3 separate regions of the Mus musculus genome follow, and all the other regions are linked to region 2. Evidence: chromatin loops called from intact Hi-C (ENCODE). Cell type or tissue: heart. All regions are shown on one strand.

Evidence for each region. Peaks named below come from ENCODE experiments on the same cell type or tissue, not always from the same donor. Only the 100,000 strongest peaks of a DNase experiment are listed, where the experiment ranks them.
Region 1: a loop joins it to region 2, with 2.8 times the contacts of the local background. A loop is called at or near these places in 5 of 42 quality-filtered maps.
Region 3: a loop joins it to region 2, with 2.5 times the contacts of the local background. A loop is called at or near these places in 7 of 42 quality-filtered maps.

What each region holds. Positions count from the first base shown.
Region 1 is chr16:16,892,482-16,900,481 of GRCm38, reverse strand. Top3b (topoisomerase (DNA) III beta) reads right to left here. Exons shown (of 18, transcript NM_011624.3): 18 at 7,496-8,000. The coding sequence ends at 7,586. Ppm1f (protein phosphatase 1F (PP2C domain containing)) reads right to left here and starts at 4,013. Exons shown (of 8, transcript NM_176833.4): 1 at 3,858-4,013. In heart, a CTCF peak has its summit at 3,980 (motif pointing left); DNase peaks (open chromatin) are centred at 3,861 and 7,891; H3K4me3 peaks cover 1,353 bases; H3K27ac peaks cover 1,714 bases.
Region 2 is chr16:17,272,031-17,280,030 of GRCm38, reverse strand. It overlaps Tmem191c (transmembrane protein 191C), which reads right to left and starts at 3,731. Exons shown (of 10, transcript NM_177473.3): 1 at 3,563-3,731; 2 at 3,274-3,397; 3 at 3,144-3,194; 4 at 2,992-3,069; 5 at 2,781-2,837; 6 at 2,630-2,689; 7 at 2,439-2,503; 8 at 2,290-2,362; 9 at 2,140-2,180; 10 at 1,370-2,059. The coding sequence starts at 3,717. The coding sequence ends at 1,855. In heart, a CTCF peak has its summit at 3,776 (motif pointing right); DNase peaks (open chromatin) are centred at 3,150 and 3,740; H3K4me3 peaks cover 2,485 bases; H3K27ac peaks cover 827 bases; H3K27me3 peaks cover 2,858 bases.
Region 3 is chr16:17,149,339-17,157,338 of GRCm38, reverse strand. Ube2l3 (ubiquitin-conjugating enzyme E2L 3) reads left to right here. Exons shown (of 4, transcript NM_009456.2): 4 at 3,057-5,324. The coding sequence ends at 3,211. Among named protein-coding and RNA genes, the nearest start is that of Ydjc, 6.4 kb to the right of the region's middle. In heart, no CTCF peak of the experiment used is centred here; no DNase peak of the experiment used is centred here.

The DNA of each region.
Region 1 (8,000 bases), 380 kb after region 2:
AGTGTAATTAAAGCAAAGAAGGAAAGAGCAGAATGGGAACCAGGCAGAGATGCAGTCTACCCAAAGGTAAGATTGAAAAGAAGAGAGTGAGCCCTAGAGAGTTTGTACACAGGCAGAGCTGCAGAGCAAGAGTCAGAGGTGGCATTAATTACTGAGAGGACCAGGCCAACTGTTACATCATACCCTGCCCACCAACTGCTCTAGCTCCTCGGTATTCAGGAACAGAAGTGTGACTACTGTGAAGTTGTTCTCAGGCAACTGACGAGCATTCGGCTATTTGTACCATGCAATTCTACAGGCCCTAGAGGTACCAAAACCTTCAGCAGTGTTAAACGGGCTAATGTGAAGTTATGACTGAGACCACAGCGAGAGGAGAGCATGCTCGCCCCAGAGTACACAGCAGCCCCAACCAGCAAATCCCTGCCCACAACATCACCCTATCTGGTACTAGCTCTGCCAGATGTTTTAGAAAGCAGGTGCCTCTTTCTAACCTTTGCCCTTGGGCTACTTCCTGGATCTGGATCCCTTCCCCACAGTCTACCTGTCTTCCTTGGAGGCTGGACTCATCTTGGCTCTGCAGCACTAAAAATCCTTTAATGTACCTGGCTATACTGCTCTTACTGCCCTGTGCCTGTGCTCCAGGCTTAGGACCTGTTATGGGCCCCAAGGCCATCTGCATCATGCATGCTGAGTGGGCCTGGGTGCCAAGCACAGCACAGCACAGCACAGCACGCTCTTGGGCAAAGCTCTGCTTGCATCTGCTGGCTCACAGGGCCTGGATGGACTGTCTACTTGCACTAGAAAGGCAGTGTACTCAGAGAAATTCTGTCTGCTGCGGCCACTCAGACTCATTTCACATTGTGTGGTTTGGGCCACAAATGAAGAACCAGGTCATAGTTTTCCTTCTTTGGGGTCTAGCTGAGGCAAAGAAAAAGAGTGATATTCTTTCCCATTTACCTTTTTTCCAATAAGCCCCTAAATCTGATGCATGCCTCTCTAAGGGAACAAAACAACCCTGCTCTGAAGCCCATACCTGGAGAAAAAGGATCTGATGGTGGCAGAAAGAACTGGTGAAGGGCATGGCCCCATTAGGACTGCTGGATGGGACGGTGGTAGCTGGCTGGCTAGTAGTCAGATGGACAACGGAGTCTGGGGAGAAGCTGGGGTGGGCAGAGTGCTGGGTTGGGGGAGCTGTTTGATTTCAACAGAATCCACAGTTGCAAAGGACTCAGAAAGAGAGGGCCATGTGCATGAGTGTGTGTAAGTCAGTAAGCAGGGCTGCACTGCTTTGATTGGTTTGGCCAGATTGACACTTGGCTGGGTCCTCCCGGTTCTGGTATGTGTGCCTCTCTGTACGTATGAGCTAGCAGTTGCTCCTCAGACTCTGAACTTAGGGTCTTTGTGTCTCCTCCCTGCCAGTATTGGGATCACAGGTATGCACCACTTCTGGTGTATGTGGTGCTGGAATTGATCATGCATGCTAGGCAAGCAGTCTATCAAGAGAGCTTTACCCCAACCCCCTCTCCCCCCAGAACTCTTATTTCTCTATTTGTAACTGGCTGCTAGGAATAGTCTGGTATAAATCCTTCTAGATCTTAACCAATATCTTACTACATACATGGAAAAGATTTTATTTATATTTATAAATGCTTATTATAAAGATTATAGCAAAATATACATTAAAAACTATCACTTGGGCTGGTGAGATGGCTCAGTGGGTTAGAGCACCCGACTGCTCTTCCGAAGGTCCAGAGTTCAAATCCCAGCAACCACATGGTGGCTCACAACCATCCGTAACAAGATCTGACCCCCTCTTCTGGAGTGTCTGAAGACAGCTACAGTGTACTTACATATAATAAATAAATAAATCTTTAAAAAAAAAAAACAACAAAACTATCACTTTAGTCTGGCATGGTGGTTCATGCCTATAATCCTACCACTTGGGAAACCATTACCAACCACTTGGGAAACCGACGGAGCCTTGACATCAGTTTGGTGCTAGTCTGGGCTACTGAGTAAAACCTTGTCTCAAAAAAAACAAAAACAAAAACAAAAAAAAAAAAACCAAATCAAAACCAAACCAAGCAAAAACTAAAATACCCTCCCCCCAAACAAACAAAAACCAAAGGGTGTGGAGTAGGGTTTGGACGGGTAGCTCAACTGGTGATACTTGCCTTGAAGGCACAGGCCCTAGGTTCCTCGATAAAACTGGACATGGTGGTGAACACCTACAATTCCAGTGCTTGGAAGATAGAGCCAAATGGAGATAGATTACAAGTTCAAGTTCAATCTTAGCTATATTATGAGTTGGAGGCCAGCCTGGGCTCCATGAGACCCTGTCTCAAAACAAAACAAAAATGCCAAAACACACTTTAAGACTATGTTTCTTTCTATTGGTGCTGGAAATTCAACCTACAGAACATATGCACGCTGAACATAGATGGACTCCACCCCAGCCATGTCTACACCCCCCCCCCCCACTATCTTTCATGGGCTGTTCTGTGCAGCCATATTATTGTGCTGCCATTTTTCTTTTGAAAGGGATCCTAAGCTCCATGTGGTCAGTGTCCTGGCTGTTTGTGCTCAGCAGGCCTGCATGGCCACTAGAGTGAGGTAAGCAGCCTGAGGTCTGGGGGGATCACACAGGAAATGAAAACTCTCCCTTAGTACACTGGGTAGCAAAGACAGTCTTCCAGAAAAGACTGGCTTCAGGCAACATCACAGAGGAATTCTGCAAATTAATCTGTTGTGGGAGGTTAACAGTTATTAGAACAATTGTTTTGTTTATGTCTCAGAACTGTGTGGGAAAACATGCCATCAGGTCATACTGCAGTTGAAAAAAAAACCAGGTGGTAGGAGGAAAGTGTTACTCTAAGGTCACAAATATTAGTTGTCACCAAAGCAGGACTCAGTTGAGGAATCTGGTGCCCAGTGACTTGGCCACTTCCATCCCAGTTTGCCGCTGAGTAAAAGTAAAATTTGACGATGGGAGGAATATGAACACTGAGACCATGAGGTAGAGGCAGCTCTCGTTCAGTTCCTTAGGTGGGAACAGTTCACAGGGCTGTCCCAGGGCACATTGTGAACACATCTGTTAATCAAGGGGCCTAGAAATAGGCGGCCTTGGTAGGGCAGACCACTGCCTTCCACTGGGCCTCACTAGATGTTAGTCTGCAGAAATCCTTACAATCCCTTTTCTCCTCATTATACGGAGAGCTTAGGGGGCTGGCCTGAGACCACACAACTGTAACGGTGAAGCCCAAGGCTCTCAGGACTGAGGCTCTACTGCAATCTAGCCCAATGGCTTCAGCCTGCGTCTTGAAACCAGGTGGTAAGTAAAACACTAGCTTTAAATACACTTAGGGACGCCACTGGGCTGGGCATTCAGGTTGAAAATGTGGTCCCAGTCCGGGTCGTCACTAGTAGGGCTGAGGGTAGGGCCGTGGGCCTAGCCCTCATGTTTTGGAAGATAAGAGGGAATGATCCTTGAAAACAGGATTGTCACTCCTTGGTACTGTTTTGCCTCACAGCTCTCAGCCTCCTCCTGGACCTCGGTTCAGACACAGCCCTGGGGGAGGGTGTCAATGGATTCCCAGTTCCGTGCCTTTAGTTTCCGACGCCTTGCCACCAGGGCCCGGCGGCGGCTTGCTCAGATTTTTTGCTCACAGCTATCCCCCAAAGTCCCATGGGCTCAGGCACCCGAAACCGGTCTTGGCCTTAGTGCTTTCTCACCTCTCCATTTCGTCCTCAGTCTCATTTCACTTTCGTGCATCTCAGGCCCCCACATGACCCCCACCCTAGTCCGAGTCTTCCACCCTCACCCTCGCTCTTCATCCCTTGCACCCCGCGGGCCTCACCTGCCAGCCTGCCGCAGTGCTCCCCACGAGCTGCTCTGGGCAGCCCCGCCTACTTCCCGTCCTAGGCGCCGCAGGCTCTGCGCAAGCGCAGTCGGGCCTCGGGCGCACCTCTGCTGCCTCCTGCTGGTCCCTCTGCTCTCTTGTTTCAGGGACGACAAGAGCCCCAATAGCCAGTGCGTTGCTACACTTCTCCAGCCTTGACTGGGCAGAAAGCAGTCCTTGCTTCACAATGCTCAGTCATTGCTTCACAACGTGTGTGGTGATCAGTCTCAGGGCAGTGATGCGGCTTCATACTGCTCAGGACTGGCCACCCATCAGAGACTTTAGAAAATATTTTCATGTATAACATTATATTCATTTTATACCAATGAACGTGTACACTGCCTGTGTACAGTGTGGAGAGTACCCCTTCAAGTTTCATTGTGGTCCTGCCCACTTAACCACAGGCCCCAGGGGCTTTGTGGTTAAGGGTTCCAGGCCCTTTGTGCTCAGCAGGACTGCATGGCCACTGAGAATTCGTTGAGCAGCTTGAGCTCTGGGGCTATAAAGCAGGAAATGAGACACTTTTCTTAGTGCACTGGGTAGCAAAGGCAGTCTTAAAGACAAGGTTGGCTCCAGGTTGTCACCTGGCTTTTAAAACAATTGTTCCGGCATGGTGACGCAAGCCTTTAATCCCAGCATTTGGGAGGCAGAGGCAGACAGATTTCTGAGTTCGAGGCCAGTCTGGTCTACAAAGTGAGTTCCAGGACAGCCAAGGATACACAGAGAAACCCTGTCTCGAAAAACAAAAACAAAACAAACAAAAAAACCCAATTGTTTGTTTTGTTTATGTCTCAGAACTGTGCTGACAAGCACATGCCATCAGACCCCATTGTCTTAGGAACTTGTCACCTGATTAGGTTTCAGGGAACCCATGAGCCTGGGGAACCAATAGATGGGTGTGTGTACTGGCATGGTGGGGAGAATGTCTGTCTGCTACGCAAGTAGAGTCCTGGTTCATTCAACCTGATTAAGGTTTGAGGTCATTTATAACCTGATGAGGTAGAGGGTGATACAGAGAAGACAGCAAAAGCAGGCACTAGGAACCTGGCCCTGTTAGGCTCTAGGCCAAGGACATATCTGTAATGTACCCTTTCCTGAGGTTGCTGTCACCATGATTGTCTTGTTTGTAGTCTACTATGCCAAAGCCTTTACTCTTGTTAAATTCCCAATATTAGCTATACCAACCAGCTTAGCTCAAACCTCTTCATCAAGACATGCCAAGCTGTGGGGTAGAGCCAGGAGGTCTCAGAGTGCTCAGTTCCAGGTCTCTCATCTGTGTCCTCTCCCAGTTCCCAAAATCCTTTCCCAGAAACCTGTTCTGAGCACTATGAGAGTGAGTGCAAACACTCCCTACCACACTAGCCTCTATCACTCAGAGACTGGCTGTATTACTTAGGCTTTAAAAATCTCAGGAAAGGACCTCAAACCCTTTGTTCTAGAATTTCCAGGCTCTTTACAATGGGGGTACAACTTGGTAATACTTCTGCTTAAAGGGAGCTGTTATGATTTGAAATCTGGAAGTCTCTTGAAAACTTGAGCTTTTGGGAGGTGAATGGATCATCAGGACGCTAACATCAGCAGATCAGTCTATTGGATTCATCATTCATAATAATGACATTATTAGGAGACAACGAAAACTAGGATGGAGGAAGGTCATGAGTATGTGTGCCCTGCAAGAGTGTATAGCTCTAGTCCCTGGAAAGGTCTATTTTGCCAGTCTTTCCTCTCTCCTCTTCTTAGCTACCAGAGATGACTCAAACTGAGCCCAAATCCATCTTTCTTCCTTTAAATTTTGCTCAGGTGTTTTATCACAGTGAGGAAAGGTGATTAATGGAATTTTGGCTCTCTCTTGGATATTAATTTTTCCCATAGGGCTAGAATGTATAGAAGAGGTCCACGGTGCCTTCTACAGTGCTGGGAGGATGTTGTACTTGACGAAACAGACTTCCTCATGTTAGTATGCACCACAATCTCAAGGTAAGAGAAACGGGACCTGCAGTGCCTGGGGGACAAACCACTGGAGAGCTAGCCTGTGAGATCTTGCATGCCTCCCACAATACAGGTCGCCCTGCAGCTCTGATCTCATCAGCTTCCAGAGCAGAAAAGGTGATGCCTAGGAACACAGCTGCTAAGACAGTTCACCTCTAGTCCTAATTGTTCTTGGCTGACAGGTTAGCAATGATAATGAGGCTGTACTGATGGGTGTGTGTGTATGTGTCTGAGGGGGAAGGTGACGGGGTCAGGAGTTTATAGAGTACAGCTTAGATAGCTAAGGGTATCTGCTAGAGTTCCACATAAAGGGGGCAACCGCAGGAAAAAACAAAGGGTACATTAAGAGGCCCATGTAGGTTGAAACCTCAGTATAGAATTTTAAAGATGGAATAACTAGTCTGGGTTTAAGGCCTGTAGGGCAGTCTTTCCCCAAGCCCAAACTAACCACATAACTGAGCTGTTTGTGTTCCTGCAGTCTGCTCACGATGGAATTGGGCCAAATGGGCAGAATAGCAAAGTCACAGCCTTGTGCTAGGTACTCAATTGAGATGTAGCTTATTCAGGTACCAGATTCTGACTGGAGTGGAGAGGATAGATTCCAAGTGTCTGTTCTGTCCTGTAGCTTATTACTTCTGTGCCACATTCTAACAACTTCTATACAGCTTCCTGGGCCACTGCCTGTGGGAAGCTTTCCCAAGGTATCGTCTTTGGTTGTATGGTCTTTTATGGTTGTCAGGGTTCAGGTGAAAAGTCTTGGTGGGGCTATGTGGCCAGACAACCACATGAACAACTAGTTGCCTTATGGCTTTCTGATGAGTCTCCCTGTCCTGTGTAACTGTGAATCTACTGCAGATGGAGGAATCCTATGAGGAATGCTGTTGGCCGCCTCTCAAGCAAACATTTTACAGAGCAATCTTAGGCACCTGTCTTGCTAGGCCCCTGGTACCACATGGTAAGACATGGCCAAAAGGCAGTTTCTATCGCACTTAAAAAGGGAAGCCATAATGGGTGGGTGGAGAAGGGAACACAGGAAGGGGTTATAGTCAGAAAAGTGGTCCATAGCTACATTCAGCTGCACCACAGATCAGCCTGCCTTCTAGAATATTTTCTAAACTTGGCTTCTGACCAGCTTCAGTGGAGGACTTAGCTACCTGTCTGAGGCAATACAGACACATGATGAGAGTAAGTGTTAAAATAAATCCACAATGTCACCAGAGTCACACGCAGGCTCGACATGCTTGGAGTTTCTGAGTGGCAGACATACAAATCTGGGTTAGGGATCAGGAAGCTAGGCTACAGGTGCTTAGCAAGGGTCTGGGAAAGGTGCCTGCTCCACCTGGCTCGCCAAGACTTCTCTGGGTTGCTAACGTCCACTTTCCTGCTGTGTTGCACACAGCCACACCACTGCACATGTGCATACTTAGTGTGAGCTACAGACATATTGCTCCCCTAGTCCCAGATGTAGTGCTTTCTTGTTGGCACTGCCATGGTGTGGGCAGAACAGGGTGTACTTTAAACAGGATGGAGGGATAAAGCTGATTCTCACAGGTTCCCACAGACATAGGAACCCTCTGTTTCACCAGTAAAAGGTCCCAGGCTCTTTGTTCCAGAGAATACAAAATAAAAAGCATTTTAATGGTTTCAGTGGCTCAAAGATAACCACGATGTGTCTGGAGTGGGGAAAAGATAGGTTGTCATACAAAGTAAGCAGCCAGAGCTGACATCTTGTCTTTTGGCCGCCTAGGGTTGGGCTTTCCTGGAGGTCTCCGGCCCCGGCCCCGCCCACGACCCTGCCTCCTTCCAGGCCCACCTCGGTGCATGGGGTGGCAGGAGGCTGCATGCTTAAGCTCCACCAGCTCCTGGAAGACGGGGTCACAGAAGATGCAGCCTGTGTGCTGTGTCTCATTGCCAGGAAGGGGAGACTTGGCCTTGTTGAAGTCTACATCGAGCAAGGCAGCCTCGCAGGTGTTGCAGGTGTCAGCAGATACCCGTACTCGGTGGGCATTTTCAAAGCAGTGTGCCACCACATTGCATGTATTGCAGGCCACCTTCCACTTGGGACCAGAAGTGGGGTCCAGAACAAGGACTCCATTCTCGCATTCCACGCAC
Region 2 (8,000 bases):
TTTAAATTGGAGCAGAGCCTGCAGTTCAGTGGTTAAGGCACTTGCCTGCTGTGCACAAGGCCCATCCCCCAAAGCCCCCCAAATATCAGTCAGATGGGACTGGCAGCAGGGTGGGGGTGAGGTGAAAGGCTAGAGCAGTCACCCCAAGGACCCTGGCACCACTCTGTCTAGTTTTGTTTGCTTTTTGCTTTTTCTAGACAAGGTTTCTCTGTGTAGCCCTGGCTGTCCTGGAACTCACTCTGTAGACCAGGCTGGCCTCAAATTCACAGAAATCTGCCTGCCTCTGCCTGATGAGTGCTGGGATTAAAGGTTCGAGCCACTACTGACCAGCTGGCTTTGGCTTTTTGTAAGATTATATGAGTGTCTGCATGTAGTTTGTGCACTATAACTTTGGTGGTCTGGCACCCATAGACACATTTGTTTGAATGCTTGGCCATAGGGAGTGGCTCTATTAGAAGGTGTAGCCTGTGGGAGTAGGTGTGGCCTTGTCACAAGTGTGTCACTCTAGGGGTGGGCTCTGAGGTCTCAAATGCTCAACCTGAACACTATGGCACACAGTCTCCTTCTGCTGCCTGTGAATCAAGATGTAGGACTCTCAGCTCCTTCTCCAGCACCATGTCTGTCTGGACACTGCCATGCCTCCCACCATGATGATAATGGGCTAAACCTCTGAAACTGTAAGCCAGTGCCAATTAAATGTTTTCCTTTATAAGCATCGTCATGGTCATGGCGTCTCTTCACAGCAATGAAACCCTAAGTAAGACAATGACTATACCTGGTGCTCAGTTAGGGAACAAGAGGGCAGTAAGAATCCCTGAGCAGGAATTCCGGGATGTTGTCAAACACTGTGTGTGAATATTGGAAATTGACCACCCAGTTTCCTGAGACAGTTCCCATTAGCTGGAGCTCACTAATTCACACTTGTCTCTACCTCTCCAACAAGGGGTCACTGACATTACCACCACATCCAGCCTTTTTACATAGGTTCTTAGGGTCAGACACAGGACCTTATGTTTGCAAGGCAGTGAGAGACACCAGTGCATACAACTGATAGGTCGCTGCACGCTACAGAACCTAAACCACATCAGGTGCTTTCTCCAAGTTAAACAGACCATTCCAAGGTACTTTACAGACCACTCTGTTAGGCCGTTAAGGGAGTCTCCAATGAACTTAACAGAAAAAGCTGTAATTGTTTAAATGCTGTGGTTATAGCTTAGCATTCACAAGTGCTGAGCTGAGTTCAATCCCCAGAACAGAATAAACCATCCCTGGTGGCTCATGCCTATAATCCACTCAGGAGCAGGGAGGTAGGTCAAGGTCACTCAGCTGTATAGTGAGTTCAAAGCTGGGATGAAACCCCACACACCTATAAATAAACAAGTAGTCTAGAGTTTATTGGAAATTCAACCCAGATTAATTTCCACTCAGCAGGGCAATCCTTATCTACTGCATGTTCCCCACAAAGCCCACGGTGGCAAGCATACACTACCCGGTGTGTTCAGATGCTGTGAGGGAGGTATGGCGAACTCGAACCTGCCCAAGAGGGAACCCCAACGTTGAAGTAGATCTGGAGTAACTGTGCATCCGCATCCAGGGAAAATAATCCACCCACTACGGAGGGGACCCGACAGGCCAGCACCCACACCCATCCTACCCAAAGCTCAGGTTCAGAAGAGCCCCCTAGAGGGGTCAGGCTGCGGCCTGGACACAAGCAGCCCCGCCACAGACAGGCACCCCTGCACTCAGGTGATATCGGAACAGACGAACTTCACCCCCACCCTTTTCATATAAGCAGGCACCCAGAAAACACAAAGGAGACAGAGGTACAAGCGGCCAAAGCCGACATGATGCACTCTAGGCAGGCAGCAATCCGCGCGCACGCAGCTCAAGTAAAGGCGACAGCGTGTAGCGCAGCCGGCGGAAGACCGCGTCAGAGCCGAGACTCTGGAGCCCCGGGCCAACGGCGTCAGGCTTCGCCAGCACCACGTAAATCAGCGGCAGCACCAGGAAACCCAGCGGGAGCAGCAGCAACGTCTGCAGTGCGCTCAGCGCCCACAGCCTGCAGAACCACCAACGGACAGGTGGGTGGTGGCTCTGGGACCCGGAACCCGGACCGCCCAACCCCCACTAGCCACTCACCTGAGGCTTCCCGCGCCTGTACCACCGAACAGTCGCTTTTCCTGCAGAGAAAGGGCTGTATCCAGTTTTTTGCCTGGGCAGCCGCTAGGCTCTAGCCAAATCTAGTGGGCAGGTACCAGCTTCAGCCCGCGCTTCCCAGCCCACGCTCACGCAGTCAGCCCTGGCCACCTCCTCCATGAGTGAGCCCGCGCAGTCCTGCACCGGACGAGGCTCTGAGTTCCACCTGCAGGACAGGCGCGGAGATGAGCCACCAGGCTGGGCCTAGCACCTTCCGACGCCCTCCAAGTCCCAATTCTTACGGTTCCGAGCCACCGCGCGTAGCCTCCAGCGCAGCTGCTGCCTCCATCACTTTCCCCTGCAGCTCCTGAAGGATGGCAATAGGGATTCAGGGCAGAGGATGCGCTACATCGCGAGTCAGAGAGTAAGGAAGAAAGAGTCGAGGCCGCAGGGCATTCGAAAGAGAACCGCTGTCAGAAACGAGGGGTCACACCTGCAGGACTCCACTCTGCTCCTGGAAGCTGGCCCAGGCCTCTTCTGTCCGCTGCGCACCCTAGAAGCCAGGGGCTTGGTATGAGCATCGCAATGACAGGCCCTCCCCACACGCCTTCCCCCCCCCCCCCAGAGTCCAGCGCCATTCGCACCTGCCGCAGGTCCTCTGCCTGCATGCTGAATTTGGCCTCCGCCAGCTCCAGATGTTTCTTCGGGAGGATTCAAGTGATGTCAAGAACCTGAAGTCCTCGCACACCACTGGGCCTCGAGGCTCGGTCCCCGGCCTTGAAGGCTGATACTCTGCCCACAAATGCACATAACCCTGCCCACAGCCATACTCCGCCCACAGCCCCGCCCAAGTACCTGCAGCGCCACAAGCTGGTTCCCTAGTTGCTGCTCCGCTCGCTGTTGACTTAGCTGCTCCCCTCCATAGTAGAAAAGCTGGGGACCGAACTCGTGAGTGCCTGGCTCAAGGATCTTGGGGACTAGGGCATGATCTGAGACACTGCACGTACCTGACTGGACAGTTCCTCCCACTGTTCCTGCAGCTTCCGATTGTGTTGCTCCTGCGAACAGGGTCCAGGCTGTCTAGGCCCCTCCTCCAGCCTAGCCACCCCGGGAGCCGCCTCTTGCTCTTGCCCGCACCAGGTCCTGCCGGTGCTGCTCCGCCGCCTCCAGCAGCCCACGAGCCCGCTCCGCACGCTCCCGTGCCGCCTCACATGCCTCGCCTCGAATGGCTCGTGATGCTTGACTTCGTCTCCGCTGCAGGCTACACGGGGGAGGGGGAGAGGGGGCGGAGAATTGGTCTGGGATAAAACCAGGGAGCAAGATATTTTGGGAAGGAGCCGCCACCAGCCTGAGAGTTCCAGACTAGGGTCCCACTGCCTGGAGCGAGACTGCCAACAAGCCTGCCGGGGCCTCGGTGCCCTCGCACCTGCGCTCGCGCTCCCGCAGCTCCTCCAGGCGCCCGGTGAGGCTCTCGCTCTCGGCTTCCAGCCCACGCACCAGCTCTTCTAGCTCCTGCTTCCGCAGGCGGCCATCTCGGTTGTCCTTCTGCAGCTGCAGCAGCTGCTCCTGCGGCTCAGTCATGGCTCCAGAGCTCCGCCCCGACCTCCACCGCCTGGGTAACTTGGTGGCCCGCGTCACAATAGGCAGCAGAGGGCGCCCGAACCCAACCGAGACGGATCACGCCCGACCAATTCAGGTATACAAAGCCGGGCTTGGTTGCCCACATCTGTAATTCTATCTCTTGGAGGTGTGAGGGCACGAAGATCAGGAGTTCAAGGTCATCCTTTGCTACATACGGAGTTTGAAATTAGCCAAGGCTACATGCGGACCTGTCTCAAAAAAAAGAAAAACAAAACAAAAAACAAAAATATCACAGTCCAGATCTGATTGGTAAAAAGTTACTAAAGTTCTAAGGAAGGACCAGACTTGATGGTCCGTACCTTGTAATCCCAAAATACTAGAGGCTGAGGCAAGATCACCTAGAGTTCAAGGTCAGCCTAGAGGTCTAAACAAGACCCTGACTCAAAAGAAAATGAGGGCCGGGTGTGGTGGCCCACGCCTTTAATCCCAGCACTTGGGAGGCAGAGGCAGGCGGATTTCTGAGTTCAAGGCCAGCCTAGTCTACAGCCTGAGTTCCAGGACAGCCAGGGCTACACAGAGAAACCCTGTCTCGAAAAAACAAACAAACAAACAAAAACCAAAGAAAAAAAGAAAGAAAAAATGAGAGGGTTTGAGAGATGGCTCAATGGTTAAGAGCACTGACTGCTCTTCCAGAGGTTCTGAGTTCAATTTCCAGCAACCACATGGTGATCCACAACCATCTATAATGGGATCTGATACCCTCTTCCGGTGTGTCTGAAGACAGCTATAGTGTGTGAGTGTGTGTGTATGTGTGTGTGTAATCTTTTTTTTTTTTTTTTTTTTTAAAGAAGGACTGAAGACATGGCTCAGCGGTTAAGAGTATTGACTGCTCTTCTAGAGGTCATAAGTTCAATTCCCAGAAATCACATAGTGGCTCACAACCATTTGTAATGGGATCTGATGCCCTCAAGACAGTGACAATGTACTCATATAAATAAAAATAAATAAGTCTTTAAAAATAAATAAATTAGCCAGGCGGTGGTGGCACACGCCTTTAATCCCAGCACTCGGGAGGCAGAGGCAGGCGCATTTCTGAGTTCGAGGCCAGCCTGGTCTACAGAGTGAGTTCCAGGACAGCCAGGGCTATACAGAGAAATCCTGTCTCAAAAAAAAAATAATAATAATAATAAATAAAAATAAATAAATCTTAAGAGCCACAGTAGCTGTAACTACTGTAACTACAGGCTAAACCAGGTGTGCCTCACCTTAGATTCTGAGTGACCAAGCAGGGAGTGCTAAACTTTTGAGAAAAACATTTTTTTGTTGCTGTTGTTTTTTCGAGACAGGGTTTCTCTGTGTAGCCCTGGCTGTCCTGGAACTCACTTTTGTAGACCAGGCTGGCCTTGAACTCAGAAATCTGCCTGCCTCTGCCTCCCAAGTGCTGGGATTAAAGGCATGCGCCACCGTGCCCGGCTTGAGAAAAACATTTAAAATTAAAATTTTTAATGTTTTTCTCCCCCATGTGCTATGAAACTTTGTCGTGGTCTCAGTGGCTGGATTTTCCCTAGCATAGTGCCGTGCTGAGTGGTGCTGAAGGACCTGGGAGGACCTGGGTGCTAGGGTGGCCTGATGGTCTCTTTTCTCCATGGTTTCAGCTCTAGAGAACCTTTGATTGGGCTTGTGTGGTATGAGTAAGAAAAGGAGGGATGTAGTTTTGTGATCTAGGGGTTCTGTTAGCTCAAGGGGTCTCATTCTGCAGCCAGGCTGGTCTTGACACAACCCCTTACTTCCCTAGGAACCTGCTTAATCATTTTCTTCAATTTATTTCTCTCTCTCTCTCTCTCTGTGTGTGTGTGTGTGTGTGTGTGTGTGTGTGTGTGTGTGTGTGTATACCACATCTGTGCAAATGCCTCAGCAGTCCATCAGATCCCTTGAAGCTGGAATTCCAGCAGTTGTGAGCCACCTATGTGGGTGATGGGAACTAAAGTCAGTGCTCTGGAAGAGCAACAAGTGCTCCTAACTGCACACTGGACCTTTTCACACTCTGTGGTGATATAATCTCTCTAAAGATTTTAAGAAGCTAATTTATTCCATAATTTAGAGGACATACTTTCTGGATGCTGTAATAAACCATTACAGCTTCATTAGATAGCCTGGGGCAGGAATCCTGCTGCAAATTCATAGCCAGCCTTTGCTACAGGGTGAGACTTTGTCTCAAACAGCCCCTCCAAAAAAACAAAAACAAAAACAATGAGTGCTTTTTGCTATGAATGGGCTGGGATATTGGTCAATGGAATCCCTGCACACACAAGGTTCAATTCCCAGTATCACGCACCAAGACATCAATTATTGATTTACAGGAAGGGCTGTGGGTTTTGATAGCTCTGGCTAAGCTGGGATTCCCCAGTGCTGTCAACATAACTCGGATTCCCAGACTCCAGTGCTGCCTCATCTCGTCCACACAAGAAGTTCAAAGCTCCAGGCCTCTGAAGCCCTTCTGGCCCCAGTAATTTGGGAGAAGGTGTGAATACTTGATTTTTGTATTTTCTGGGCTGGGCTGGAGGTGAGCCTCCCAGACAAGTGTCTCCCTCTGAGCCACGCACCCCTGGGCTTCCCTCTCCGTGCCTTTTCTGTTCACAGGCTCTTCCCAAAGCAACTCTCCCTCAGCCAGCGTCCCTTCCTCCCCTTCGGCCTTTGACCGCTCACTTCATAAGCCACCCAGCACACCTGCAGCTTACTTACTGAGTTTTGCTAATCTAGGATTCTTTTTTCTTTTGTTTGATTTTGTTTTCTTTTATTACCTTGGAGACAGGGTCTCATGTTACTCATACTAGCCTGAAACTCAACTGTGTACCAAGGATGACTTAGGACTCCCCCACCTCCACTGCCTGTGCTCACACCACAGGCTTCACCTCTGGGGCTGGCCTTTTTTTTTTTTTTAATGGTCAAATGTGTTGCTTATAAAATAAAACAAAAATAAGGTTCTTGCTAAGTAACCTTGGCTACTGTAGACCAGGTTAGCCTCCAAACTGGCAATCTTATCTTCGTGTCCAAAGCTTTAGACCACCATCCCCAGATAAAAACTGGCAGAAGAAAACACTGTTTCACACCAAAAGGTAGCCAATGGGGCAAGGTAGAGAAACCAACTTAGGATATGGGAAAGGAAAGGAGCCCCTCCCTTCCTGAGATCTCTCAACTGCTGTCAACACTTGCTGTGGAGGGTCTACACACAAATAAATAAGCCCTTCATTTATAGATACTGATTGCTAACGTAGTAATGAACTAGGCTTATGTGTGACCTTGAGTGGGCATACACACACTCAAAAATGTATGCACGTGCAAGAACATACACACGCACGCACACGCACACACACACACACACACATGAGCATCTCCGTTAACTCTGCTTCTTGTCTCATCAGCAATAGCCTTGTCAGGTGCCCCTCTGAAAACACCCTGTGATCTCCCATCTCAGGCTCTTTGGGCCAGCCTTTGACGATAATAGCTTCAAATCCTACCTGTGACCATTGTAAAGAATGACATTTGACTCTACCTTAAAAGCCATTGTTGAAACCGTTCCCTCAGAGAAGTTCCTCAAGACTCAATGTTCTAAAGTGAAGCTGTTAAGACTCAGGAAGTCTTGGGAGACAGAGGCAGGCGGATTTCTGAGTTCAAGCCCAGCCTGGTTTACAAAGTGAGTTCCAGGACAGCCAGGGCTATACAGAGAAACCCTGTCTCGAAAAACCAAAAAAAAAAAAAAAGAAAAAAAAGAAAAAGACTCAAGAAGTCAAGGGCTGTAGGGAGGTGGTGGCACACACCTTTTATCCCAGAGCTTGGGAGACAGGGGCAGGTGGAACTCTAAGAAAGTTCTACAGAGTAAGTTCCCAGATAGCCAGGGCTACACAGAGAAAACCAAACCAAACCTAATCAACAAAAGACTCAGGAAGTGCCTGAAGCTGACCAGATTCATGAGACCCTTCCTTCCTCAAGGTTCCATGAGTAAAATCCTGCTGAGACAGAGACCAGCCAAGCTACCTGGAAGAGGTTCAGACTAACTCAGTTTCCTAGAAGAGACTCTACATCTGTTGAGCTGCCTGCAGGCTGTGTGGTACACTGCAGTTCCCAGCTTTCAGGAGCTGTCACCCATGCCAGGGTGGGTTTTCTGAGGTGCAGCTGTCTTTGAGTCATTTCTGTTCCTTTTAGGCGACTCAAACTTCTTTGGTTCGCTGCCTGCTTCAACACGTGGGGCTTTGACGGCAGCATGCACGCTTTGGTTTAGAGCC
Region 3 (8,000 bases), 120 kb after region 2:
CTGTGCATTCTAACATGAAGACACACACACCCATGCACACATACACATGAATGTGCATGCAATAACCTAGGCATAATGGAGTGGAGTAAGCAATGTGAAAAAATGCTCCTGTGATCCAGCAGGTCAACTTTTAGTTGAATGTGCGCCCCAAAAATGAAAGCATGGATTCACACAAACATTTTAAAAATTACATTCTTTTGTGTGTGTGTGTGTGTGTGTGTGAGAGAGAGAGAGAGAGAGAGAGAGAGAGAGAGAGAGAGAGAGAGAGCAAGCAAGCAAGCAAGCATTGAAGGTCAGAGGACAGTTTGAGGGACTACTCAGTTCTTTCCTTCTCCCATGTGAATACCAGGGATCAAGCTTAGGTTGTGAAGCTTGGAGGCGAGAGCTTTTATCTAGCAGGGATCCCTCTGGCTGGCCTAAAACACTAGCATTCATGTTCATTGCAGTTCTTCTCATACTAGGCATGAGAGAGAAGCAACTCAAATCAATGGATGTACATAATGTGGTACCTAGTGTCCTTTCTGTTTCTGTAACAGAGCCACTATGACCAAAAGCAGCACGGGGAGGAGAGTTAATTTCAGCTTACATCATGAAAGGCAAGTCAGGTGTGGGGGCGCACATCTTTAATCCTAGCACCCTAGAGGCAGAAGCAGGTGGATCTCTGGGTTTGAGGACAGCCAGGACTACACAAAGAAACCATCTCAAAAAATAAAAAGAACTGAAGTAGAGACAGCAAAATGGTGGTGTTTATTTTATTGTCTTGCTCCTTGTGGCTTGCTCAGTTTGCTGTTTGTCTTATACACCCCAGTAGCACCATCTATCTGTCCGGGTGGCACTGCCTACAATGAGCTGAGCCCTCCCGCATCAAGTATTAGTCAAGGGAATGCTCTGTAGACTTGCCTACAGGCCAGCAGAAAGTGGTCCCTCTTCCCAGACGACCATGGCCTTAACTTACATCAGTGTGACCAAAGACAACAGTGGTCTTTCCATACAGTGACATACTGTTAAGCCATAAAAAAAGTATGAGCCGGCGTGGTGGCGCATGCCTTTAATCCCAGCACTCGGGAGGCAGAGGCAGGCGGATTTTTGAGTTTGAGGCCAGCCTGGTCTACAAAGTGAGTTCCAGGACAGCCAGGCGATACAGAGAAACCCTGTCTGGGGGATGGGGGGGGGGGGGATGAAGTATGAATATATGGTAGAAGATATATACACCTGATAAATAGGATGCTATATGAAATAATTACTCTCATAAAAACAACATGATAATGTGATTCTGTACACAGCTCATGGATTGTGGATATGTAGCCCAAGTTGGCCTTGAACTATGGACCCTTGTCTCTCTCTCTCTTTTTTTTTTCCGAGACAGGGTTTCTCTGTATATCCCTGGCTGTCCTGGAACTCACTCTGTAGACCAAGCTGGCCTCGAACTCAGAAATCCACCTGCTTCTGCCTCCGGAGTGCTGGGATTAAAGGCATGCGCCACCACGCCCGGCTTTGTCTTATGTTTTTAAGTGATGTAATTTCAGTGGTGATGCTAGCACATCTACTTAGAGCTTATGAATTTGGGAATCTGTGTACCTTGTAACTTCTCAATCAGTACAGCACTTCTGTGATAAGTCCTGTCCCTATAGTTCCTCTGAGCTGGGGTCATTGTTAACAGACAGATGCAGCTTCATAATATGCTTCCCTTCCCCCACCCCCACCCAATGATTAGAAGTGTCCTGAGTAGAGTGTATCATACAAGAGTAGGAACCTGCCACCACTAACTGCCTAGAGAGGTGGCCCTATGTATAGACAAGTATAAAAGTGACTAGGCCTACTCTCTGCAGAGCACTGGAGAATGAGACTGACTGGAGCCAGGAGGTCCAGATACTGTCTAGAAGATGGTCTGTGCTACCCTTGTTTTCATTTTGAATGAGTGAATGTATTAAGTATATAGCAAGCCAGAGTAAAAGAGTAAATAGTGCTGGGTGTGCTGGCACACACCTTTAGTCCCAGACCTCGGGGGCAGAGGCAGGGGAACTCTGTGATTTCAAGAGTAGCCAGGCTTACTTAGTAAGTTCCAGGCCAGCCATGCTACATAGTGAGACTCTTTCAGAAGATGAGGAATGAGGGCTCTAGGTAGTGTGGCACCCACATGAGTGAGGTAGGGCTCCTTTAAAGGTGGCCAGTTGGAGTCTACCGAGGGAAGCCCAGGCAGAGCAGTCTCTTCAGGTGAGAATTCCATATACAAACAAATTGCACATAGAAAGAACTTCAGCACAACAGAAACTAACATATCAGCTGCAGTTCCCGGTTAGGCTTTCTTTCGATGACTGAGCTTCCAGCTTTCCACCTCTTTCCCACTGCAGGCATTTCTGTATGGTGAGATAAAGTAGAAACTTATTGTTGGGAATGACTCACCTTCTGTCTTCAAGGCACAGCTGTGTTTTCTCTTAGGCTTTCTTGTTGTTCTCTACTTGCTGTCACTGCATTGGGAGCATAGTGTTCGTCCTCAGATAAGGGACCTTGGAGGGTACCTGATGTCATCATGCTTGGTTCTGAAATTGGAGGGACAGGCAGCCTCTCTTCCAAAGCCAGCTTCTCAGTGAGACAAAACAGCACATGACAGTTCACCAGTAAAATGTGTGTCCCACCAAGGTGAGGCTGGGATCTGTCAGCCGCTAACTAAGCTGTAATCTGTCTCTCCTGATTACAGAAGTTGAGTTCTGGTGGTCAGAATTTTGAATACACAGAAGGCCACTTTGTCTTTAAAACACATTTGTGGGCATGAGACATAGTTCACTTGGTACAGAGCCAGCCAGAATGTGCTGTGTATGGAGTCACCCTGACTTCATAGAAACAAATATAGTGGCATTGGGCTGTAACCCAAAACTCAGAAGGGTCAGGAATTCAAGAAATTGTGATTTCTAACTACAAATCAGAAAAAGGGAGCGAGCTGGGTTTGAGTCAGTGTAGGGAGAAGTTTCAGTTTCTCTCTCTCCTGAGATTAGTAGCATCTTGCCTGTGCTATTTGAGTCCATTTTAACCCCAATGCCTTATCTTTCTCTTCGCAGTAATCCAGTCCCTCATAGCACTGGTGAATGACCCCCAGCCTGAGCACCCACTCCGGGCTGACCTAGCTGAAGAATACTCTAAGGACCGTAAAAAATTCTGTAAGAATGCTGAAGAGTTTACAAAGAAATATGGGGAAAAGCGACCTGTGGACTAAAATCTGCCATGAGTGATTCCAGCAAGTTTGAGCAGAGACCCCGAGCAGTGCATTCAGACACCCCGCAAAGCAGGACTCTGTGGAAATTGACACGTGCCACCAACTGGCGTCCGCTTGTGGCAGTTACTAACTTTCTACAGTTTTCTTAATCAAAAGTGGTCTAGGTAACCTGTAAAGAAGGATTAAAAAATTCAGATGTTCTAGTTCTGCTTGCTTTGTTTTAAAAATCACTGCTTTAGTCTACTTCAAAAGAATGGCATTTCTTTTCTTGCCCAAATTTACTCAAAGTTGCAGTTAGCCCAGAAGGTTTAAAGAAAAAGGTTGTTGTGGTTTCTTCCCCCTTCCCCTCTCCCCACTTTTCGATTCCCACTTCCACAGACCAAGGCCCCAGCTCCCCACAGAGGTGGCCGCAGCACTGACAACGTTTCCTGTGCCAACACTGCCTGTGGGTAATGAGTAGCTCACGCACCCCATTCCAGCTTAGTGATGTCTTTAAAAAATTATAAAACAGTATCAATGCCCTGTCCCAAAGGAACATCCATGCAAACAAAGAGAAGCCGTCTTTACGTAAAATTTTAGCAAAGGGTTTCCACAATAATAATAGACCCGACAGACAGACCCCCATGGTCCCTATCTGTAGTCAGACTGTGCTGGCTGGGTCTCTGCAGGGAACCTGTTATAGCAGGTTTGTGGTGACCTTGGAGGGAGGGTCTGCCAGCAGAGAATACAGTGCGCTTGTGTGATGGACTTCTCACAGTCAGCAGCCCTTCCTGAAGCTGTGGTAGACCTGGTCATCACAGACCAAAAAAAAAAAAAAAGGCCAGAATATTCTTTTGAAATTTCAAGCTTCTCTACCACCAAGCTCTGATAGGATGTGCCAAGGAGAGCTCCCACTCCTGAGCACAGCAGGCCACCACTGCCACCCTCCTCACGGCTTACCCTCAGCGGGGTCAGCCACGATGGCTCTGCCTCTCTCAGAGCAGCTGCTGGGACAGCCCAGGAACAGGGTGGCTTTTCCCTCCCTCTGGACTCCAAACCTTTCCAGTCCGGCTCCACTTGAAGCTCACTCAATATCCTTTCAGTGTGTTTTATATTGTTTTGATTGCCTTTTTTTTGTAGAAATAAAATTTGAGCTTAGAATTTATCATCAAATGAACTCTGTCAAGATTTGAATGTTAAATGTCTTTTCAAGGGAAGTGGGACGGACTGTCCTTGACGCAGTAGTGACACCCTGAGGAAGCTGATGGCCTGACTGCCCATGTTCACCAACTCACTTCTGCTACTAGGGGTCTAATCCTGTGGAGAAGATTGCCTCAAGAAACCTTGCTTTCTGCTTTAACCTTAGTTCTATAACTTCCGGGCTACCTAGGCTTACAGACTTGGGAGACAGCTCTGGGTTTTGCCTATAAAAGAAGTAAGACATGTCCTCTCAGGCAGTGTAACACTATTTAGTTTTCCAAGTGTTTGGCTCCTGTGATGCATAAATGAACTATGCTTTAGTTCAAGTTATGCATGGGGCAGGTTTCTGGAGACTTCCATATGCCCAGGATGGTCAGAGCCCTGGGCCTGTGTTTCTACATCTGTCTCTTCATTGGCAGAAAAGTGACAATGGATTTTATTTCACTCATATTCAGATTTGTAATAAAATGCCAAACTCTGTCAGAATTGTCGAAGCAAACCACCATTTTGTTCATGTTGCTTTTCTGAATCTAGAGATAGTCCAGCTGTCTCATTGCTTAGCTCTACCTGCCTGTTACCCGTCACTGCTCTCTGCTCACTATGGGAGGGTACTCTTATGCCAGCAGCCCCTCTCAGGGACTCTCAGCCCCATTGTTGACAACCATGGCCTGCCCTGCCTTGGAGTCAGTGGTGTCCCTCTGGGCTTGCATGCCTTGTCCTGTCCAGCCCTGCCCTGAGCAGGCTTTGAGCAAGGTGGCAGGGAGACCTGTGGAGCAGCCACCCACGCCTGACCCAAGCTGGCTCAGGAATCCACATCCCCCTGGTTCCTTGAAGTGCCCGGGTCTCGTCCTGCTCTTCCCACAATGGCAGAGAATAGGCTTTCTAAGATGCTGTGACCCCATTCTGTCCTTAATAAAAATGTTCTCAGACATTAGATTGGGTGTATGGGTTTCTTTGGGGATGGCCATTGCTGGGGGGTGGGGAGCGGCTATTTGGAGACTAGAGAGTAGTGACTGGGCCTCTAATCTTTCCTCCACTTCTCAGCCTCTAAAAGAGGTGTACAGGTGGTTCTGTCTGCCAGGTAGAAGTAGATAGGGGAGTCAACACTGGGAAAATCTCAAGAGACCCCATGGCTATCAAGGAGACTGGCCCCTTGTTACTTCCATCCTTGTAGCTCCAAGAAAGTATGAACTTAATTTAGCAAAGTTGAGAAGAACAAGTCAAGAAGAGAGGATTGATCAAGGTCTCAGAACGCAAGATTATATATCTTAGGCCTTTTCCTTGAATCCTAGTCATTATCTGGAGACTCTCTGAGGTTCCCAGAGAGCTACTGCTAAGGCACTACAGCATGCATTAACCTCAGTTGGGCACAGGCCTGTGACATGTGGGCACCAGATGGAATTGAGGGTACCTTCTTAGTTGTATCTGCCGATCTTGTAGGAATACATCCTAGAATGTCATGTTACCTTTGCCTCCAAACATTCCTGGGGCACTGCTGGGTTTGAACTTCCAATCATACTCCTTCATTCACTCTCCCTCCCCAGCATGTTTCTCAAGGGAGTGCATAGTTCATAAGTCCCATATCCCCTTTATCCTTACCTTTTACTCCCAAGGCTCCTGTGGCCAAAGACCCATGGTTCCCCCACTGCTGAGTAAGCAGCTTGTAAGGCACTCAACTTTTATTTGGTGTGTCGTTTTCTCTAGCCCTACGAGATGTGTCCCCACACAACATGCTGTGCAGTCTAGTTGAGGGAGAAGTCAAGTTTGGCTTTTCCTGCCCTGCTCATGTCCAGTGTGAGCAAACAGTACTACCCCTTTACTCTCAGTACTACTACAGAGAATAAGGCTGAGGAAGAGATTGACTGCAACAGGGTGCCCAGCCCAGGCTATGCCTGGTGAATGGCGTTTCCTGGATGACTACACAGTTCAGTTCTTCAGACAGCAATCCTGGGAAAACAGAGTACAGACCACATACCCAGTGCTATGCCCAAGGTGCAGGGAAGGAAGCTTTCAGGGGACCTTCCTTTTCCTCCAGTGTGGCCTAGATCACACTGATTTTCCGTTTGTAAGCTGGGCAGTATCCCAGCAGAACAGAACTCGGCAAAGCCTTCTGAGCACTCCGCTGTAGTCACACTCCAAGAGCTGTCTCTAGAAACATGAGGAAGTGAATAGAAAACTTGGTCACAGACATTGCAGAGTTGAACCTGCCCAGGCCAAGGTCCAGGAAGGTTATAATAGACTGGAGCCTATCAAGGGAATGAAGGCAAGAGAGGAGGAGCCATTCCTTCTGAAAGCCACAAAGTCTTACCAGGCCATTACCAGGCCAAATGAGAGAGAGCTTCCTTTCCTCCCAGCCCCCAGCTGCAGGATGGATGTAAGTCATGTCAAGTTCAAAGCCCCGCTCTACAACTCCCACTTCTAAGTCTAGTGGGGGCCTGGGACATGTAAGGGCTGGAGGTGTAGTTTAGTTGATAGGAAGCCTTGGGCTTAATCCTAAAACCATGTTACCTGGGACTGACGGGCAGTGCACACTTGCAATCCCAGCATTTGAGAAGTGGAGGCAGAAAGACCTGAAGTTCAGTGTCATCATTGGCAATATGAGTATCAAAGACAGCCCAGCTGTCTTGCCTAGCATGCGTGTGTGAAACTATAGACTCAGTCCCCACTACCAAAAGGAGGATCATGTTTTCCATCCTCAGAAACAGTGTGAGGTGTGCTCTTCCCTTCTACTCCCTACTGCCCACAGAGCATCCATACGTCATCAGACATCGCTAGAATCCTAGTTTATCATGTCAGCAGAAGACTACTTTCCTGGGGAAATGTAACACTCCTTTTTCCATCTGTCCCCTGAAATGGCTTACATATAACAGATTACTTTTTTCCCAAGACAACTAAAACGACTTCTATAGCATGTATATAAAGTCTGTGTGGGTTTGTGGCACCCAGATGAGGACAACTTTTAGAAGTTGATTCTTACCTTCCACCAGAATCCCAGGGATCAAACTCAAGGATTTTTACCCAACTGAGCCCATCTTGCTGCCCCTCCCCCCAGATAACCTCTTTTTAAATCAAAATTATGGTTATCATGTGCCTCCCCAGAGCACCCTAATGAATCTTGTCCCCCTCCCTTAAGAAAGAGAAGGGCCGGGCATGGTGGCGCACGCCTTTGATCCCAGCACTTGGGAGGCAGAGAGGCAGGCGGATTTCTGAGTTCTAGGCCAGCCTGGTCTACAGAGTGAGTTCCAGGATAGCCAGGGCTATACAGAGAAACCCTGTCTTGAAAAAAAAAAAAAAGAAAGAAAGAGAAAGAAAGAAAGAAAGAAAGAAAGAAAGAAAGAAAGAAAGAAAGAAAGAAAGAGAAAGAAAGAAAAAAGAATGGGGGTGGAGAGATGGCTCAGCGATTAAAAAACACTGACTGCTCTTCCAGAGGCCCTGAGTTCAATTCCCAGCAACCGCATGGTGCTCAAAACCATCTATAATGGGATCGGATGTCCTCTTCTGGTGTGTCTGAAGACAGATACAGTGTACTCATCATATAAATAAAGACATTTAAAAATTCATTTATTTATTATCTGTAAGTACACTCTAGCTGTCTTCAGACACTCCAGAA